2 separate regions of the Homo sapiens genome follow, and region 1 is linked to region 2. Evidence: chromatin loops called from intact Hi-C (ENCODE). Cell type or tissue: Calu3. All regions are shown on one strand. Each heading gives the region's core, and the rest is flanking DNA. Links, peaks and the distances in the headings are about the cores only.

What was found. Peaks named below come from ENCODE experiments on the same cell type or tissue, not always from the same donor. Only the 100,000 strongest peaks of a DNase experiment are listed, where the experiment ranks them.
Region 1: a loop joins it to region 2, with 2.2 times the contacts of the local background. A loop is called at or near these places in 33 of 110 quality-filtered maps.

What each region holds. Positions count from the first base shown.
Region 1 is chr12:110,732,149-110,735,065 of GRCh38, forward strand. All of the region lies in intron 1 of PPP1CC (protein phosphatase 1 catalytic subunit gamma), which reads right to left. Among named protein-coding and RNA genes, the nearest start is that of PPP1CC, 9.3 kb to the right of the region's middle. In Calu3, for the core only: no CTCF peak of the experiment used is centred there; a DNase peak (open chromatin) is centred at 1,103.
Region 2 is chr12:110,811,021-110,813,937 of GRCh38, forward strand. No RefSeq gene overlaps it. Among named protein-coding and RNA genes, the nearest start is that of CCDC63, 35 kb to the right of the region's middle. RefSeq lists an enhancer at 2,595-2,917. In Calu3, for the core only: no CTCF peak of the experiment used is centred there; no DNase peak of the experiment used is centred there.

The sequences.
Region 1 (2,917 bases), core at 113-2,612, 79 kb before region 2:
CGAATGCTGTTAGAAACAGGACTGCAGGCCAGATGCAATGGCTCACGCTTGTAATCCCAGCACTTTGGGAGGGTGAGGCGGGCAGATCATGATGAGGTCAAGAGATCCAGACCATCCTCGCCAACATGGCGTGCACCTGTAATCCCAGCTACTCAGGAGAATCGCCTGCACCCGGGAGGCGGAGGTTGCAGTGAGCCAAGATCGCGCCACTGCACTCCAGCCTGGCAACACAGCGAGACTCCGTCTCAAAAAAAAAAAAGAAAAGGAAAGAAAAGAAAAGAAAAGAAACAGGATTGGAAATACTCAGAACCCTCCCCCATCAGTGTTTTCCAGAGGACCATGGGTATCTCCTCCTGAGGATCTCTGATTTAATTTACCTATGAAAAAATGTTAGTGTTGTTTTCATTTCATTAAGAAAATGTTGGTTCATTGTACTTATTTTGCCATGCATTTTCTGGGCCTGCATTTGTGTTTATGCTCATGTCTATATAGGGCAAAGGATGTCAGTCATGTGCTATACTGTAAGAAAGCACGTTCCCTAATAATTTGAACAGATAAGATAATAATGGGAGAAAGAAATCATTGCACAGCATGGGGCATCCACACCACCAGAGCACTTAGGGTTCTTCTATCAAAGTACAAACTTTGCAACAGAACTCACTTGTCAGCACGTAGGTAGTTGTGGGAAAGAAATTTTGTTTTGGTTCCAGTTGTAACAGACTGGATAGTCATTAGATACAGATAAAGTAGCACGGAACTGCTAAATGTACCTTAATTTTACAGTTATAAAGTTCACTTTTGGACCCCAAAATATGTAACTAAGTCTCGTTCTGATAAAAATATTATACAACAAGAAGCAATAAAAGCATAGTAATAATAGTCTTCGAGGAAAGATATGAAACAGATGCATATTTAATAAAACAGCAACTGAGCAACAAAAATGTTTTTTTCGTAAGTAATTTTTTTTCTCTCTAGACACACATACAGAGTTAGAACTCAGGAAATACTCCCGGTGAAAGATGGGATCCCCACTTCATTGGCCAGAAAATGCCAATCATTAGTGATTTCACCATAAGTTAACCAAAAACTTGGGCAGACTGCCCAGCAGGAAGCTTTATTTTTGGCTAGGAAGGAAATCCTAGAAGCTTCTGGTTTCAACGTGAATTTTTTTCAGCAGAGTCCCACACTTATGAATGAATAGCTGACTCTAAGTCTTCTAGGAGAGTATTTCTGCGATAAATAGCTCATACCATATAATGGCAAGCTTTGTTTTATGAATGCTATTGCAGTTAGTCAATGCCATCAGATGAAATCAATGTTGCTAACAATTTTTTTTTTTGGCTTTGGACGCTCTCCACTGTCACCTTTGAACATAGTTTATATTTGTTTTAACTCCTTTATTCTGTTTCTGTTTGTCCTCTGGGTGGGGACATTCAGAGATCAGTAAAAAGCAAAAGCAATACTAACAACAATTTAAAAATTCTTCTTTTTTGAAGAAGCCTGGTGCCCAGGCTGGAGTGCAGTGGCATGATCATGGCTTACTGCAGCCTCAACCTTCCAGGCTCAAGTGATCCTCTTGCTCTGGCCCCCCAAGTGCCGGGATTACAGGCATGAGCCACTGCACCTGGCCTTAAAAATTACTCTTAATATTAAGATTAGATGCAGCTTTTCCAGAGAAAATAAAGATTTGTATTTAAAGAATGGTGCTTATGAAAAACATCAACAAACATGGTCTGAAAGCTTCTTAAATTCCCTAAAATTAGCAGAAAGAAAAAAGTTATATAAAGATAGAAACTGCCAAAACCATCTTCCATCAGTTATCATACAACTGCTCAGACTTCAGGCCTCTGCTCAGATACCACACTTCACCCTGGAGAAAAGCTTCTCTCATCCATCTCCTCTCCCCTCACAAGCTTGCTGCATGCTTTTTGAAAGGCTCTCTCAACATCAGGTCACTACCCACCACACCCCCTCAACCATGCTTGTATTTGTTTTATACTTGCCAGTTTGCTTCTGCCGGCTCATCTGGACCCACTGGTAGAATGTAAACCCACAGCAGCAGTCCTGCTCTGTAGTGTACACCAGCCATAGCCAGCACACAGCAGGTGCTCAAAATTTGTTGCATGACTGAAATCTGGATAAGTCTTTAAGTAGTGTTGACTGGTGGCATTAGAATTAAACATATATTCCAGACTATATATTTATTTATTTAGAGACGGAGTTTCACTCTTGTTGCCCAGGCTGGAGTGCAATGGCACGATCTCGGCTCACTGCAACCTCCGTCTCCCGGGTTCAAGCAATTATCCTGCCTCAGCCTCCCGAGTACCTGGGATTACAGGCATGCGCCACCACATCCAGCTAATTTTATACTTTTAGTACAGATGGGGTTTCTCCATATTGGTCAGGCTGGTCTCGAACTCCCGACCTCAGGTGATCCACTGCCTCGGCGCCCAAAGTGCCAGGATTACAGGTGTGAGCCACCGTGCCCAGCCCAGACTATATACTTTTGATGAGCAAAAAGCCTGTTTCTGCACTATAAAATTATAAAACAATAGGGCCACTTGCTTACCAGGCTTTACTGGAGTATTTTTCAAAGTATGAAAATCTAGAATTACTCTTAAATTTCACGTTGAATTGTCTAACAGAGATTTCAAATGGGGCTTGGCAGTCCAAGTGAACACTGGAGAGTTCTTAAAAGTTGTCATATCAGGCTGGGCGTGGTGGCTGGTTACTGCGGAGGCTGAGGCAGAAGAATCGCTTGAACCCGGGAGGTGGAGGTTGCAGTGAGCTGAGATCGTGCAACTGCACTCCAGCCTGGGCGACAGAGTGAGACTCCATCTCAAGAAAAAAAAAAAAAAAAAAAAAGTTGCCATATCAGCCAAAAGCATACAAATTCACTTCACTATTTTTTTCTTTC
Region 2 (2,917 bases), core at 307-2,806:
CATTAGCAAAAACAAAAAGATGACTAGGCCGGGCACAGTGGCCCACTCCTGTAATCCCAGCACTTTGGGAGGCTGAGACGGGTGGATTACTTGAGGTCAGGAGTTCGAGACCAGTCTGGCCAACTTGGTGAAACCCCATCTCTACTAAAAATACAAAAATTAGCTGGGTGTGGCTGTGCGTGCCTGTAATCCCAGCTACTCAGGAGGCTGAGGCAGGAGGATTGCTTGAACTTGGGAGGCGGAGGTTGCAGTGAGCTGAGGTCATGTACTGCATTCCAGCCTGGGTGACAGAGCAAGACTCTGTCTCAAAAAAACAAAAAAAACAAAAAAAACCAAAGGAAATGGAGCATTTCATGCCCATCACAGTGTGTGTGTGTGTTTGTGTGTGTGTGTGTTTGTGTGTGTGTGTGTGTGTGTGTGTCACTAGATTGTGATGCAAATGTCTTCCTTATTGTGGGTCCTGGTCAGAGTGGTTTGCAAGCCCCTGGCTGGGCTGGGCTGTGCTTCTACCTGAGTTGTTTTTCTCCTAATTGCCTTGTGGGGTATAGTCACTTTTTCCAAGGCTCTGTTTGTGAGAAGCAGCCCTGCATTCATGAGGCAGCCCCCTGGCATATTTGAACACCAATGCCAGGCAGAGCTGTTGGTGCCTCCCATGCATTAAGAAATGGCAGCTGCTGCTGATGTCCCCAGATGAAAATGACTAAGGAGGGCTAAAGCCAAGCAATGTCACTGCTACCCCTGATGCATACACTCACAGGAGCCTTCTGGTTTCCAGGGTCCTCCTCTATCCTGTCTTGGCTGCCTCCTCCTTGACCCTTGGTTTCTTTCTTTCTCTGTCTCCCTTCCCAGAAGATTGTCTTCAGCAAATTGTATTTTAAGTCATGTAATGATGAGTTGGTTAGAGGCTCAGAGCTAGCTCTGCCCTTGGCAAAAATCTGGATGAACCTCTCACGCTGTTGGTTTGCAAAGCCCTCCATGTGTGGCTCTTTGCTTGTTGCCTGGAACAGCAGGGAGGGACAGGAGAGTAAGAACCTTATGGGCTGTGCTTCTGCCCTCTGGGAATGTAGGCTTGCGTGTCTGCAGAGCTCCCGTGTCAGGCTTCTTGTGTGCCCAACTGCCCTAGGGAGCGTGCTAAAAATGCAGATTCCTGGGCTGCTCCAAAAGTCCAGTGAGTGACCCGGGGATCTGTATTTTACAAAAACCAAAACTTTTCACTGACATAATTTCATCCTTAAAGAAAAGTCACAAGAATAGTTCCAAAGAGTGATGTATAGCTCATCACATTTGCTCTATCACTTCTCACTTTCCAGATATAAATATGCGTATTTTTTTTTCTGAATCATTTGAGAAGTTACAAACGTAATGCCTCTTTACCTGAGCTTACCTCCTGAGATCAAGGAAATTCTCTTACATAACTCAGCACTGAATTATGAAATTTAGGATACTTAGCATCAATGTGAATATCTAATCCACAGTACATGGTAAGTTTCCCTAATTGTCACCACCCCTTTATTTTTTAATGATCACACATTGCTTTAGTTATATTAGAACAAAAAATTCGTTCTCTTTTATTTTTTTTGAGACAGAGTCTCACTCTGTCGCCCAGGCTGAAGTGCAATGGTGTGATCTCGGCTCACTGCAACCTCTGCCTCCTGGGTTCAAGTGATTCTCATGCCTTAGCCTCCTGAGCAGCTGGGACTACAGGTGTGTGCCACTACACTCGGCTAATTGTTTTGCATTTTTATTAGAGATGGGTTTTCACCATGTTGGCCAGGCTGGGCTCGAACTCCTGGCCTCAAGTGTTCCACCCGCCTCAGCTTCCCAAAGTGCTGGGATTACAGGTATGAGCCGCCGTGCCCAGCCTATCTCTTTTAATCTGAGAGTTCTTCAGCACCCCCCCACCCCCATCATTCATGACCTTGACATTCTATTTCTTCTATCTCTTCCTCCTCCTCCTCCTCTTCCTCTTTCTCCCCTTCCCCTTCCCCTTCTCCTTCTCCTTCTTCTTCTTTTTCTTTAGAAATGGGGTCTTGCCATGGTGCCCAGGGCAGCCTGGGTTCAGGCTATCCTCCCACATTGGCCTCCGCAGACTTGGATATTTTACAAGTGTTTAGACCACTTGTTTTGTAGAATGCCCCTCAGTTTGCGTTTGTCTGGGGAACCTGTATTTTTAACATCTCCGTTGACCTTGAAACCTTTGAGAGGATTGGGCAGCCCTGTGTAAGATACACATATTTACAACTCTTACCTTTCAAGATTCAAAGGACTTGAAAAAAAGAGCTTTGCGGGGCATCAGATTTAGTTCCTCAGAGGGGTTTTGAGTTGGGGACATTTTTTTTCAAGATCCGATTTGCTCAGAATTCAAATCACAGAGATTTCTTAATTGCCTGGGTTGCTAAGCTGGCTGAGTCTTAAGGGATCCTGCTGGGCTTTTAATTTCTCTGACTTTGATCCTGTGGAAGGCGGGAGGGTTTTGGCAAGGTCGAGGAGCAGGCTGGCAGGTGGGAAGTGGAGGGCAGACAGGGGTCAAGGCTGGGCGGGGATAAAAACAGCAACGTGGCTGGGTGCAGTGGCTGTTTGTAATCCCAGGTCTTTGGGAGACGGGCAGATCAGTAAAAATACAAAAATTAGCCGGGTGTGGTGGCAGGTACCTGTAATCCCAGGTACTTGGGAGGCTGAGGCATGAGAATCGCTTGAGCCCAGGAGGCAGAGGTTGCAGTGAGCCGAGATCACGCCATTGCACTTCAGCCTGGGTGACAGAGGGAAACTGTCTCAAAACAAAAACAAAAACAAACAACAACAACAAAAACCAAAAAACAAACAAACAAAAACCTCAAAAAACAGCAACGTGTCCTCCCTGCACAATAAGTGCCAGCAATATGCTGGGCACTCTTGGCTGATCTGTCCCCCAGGACTC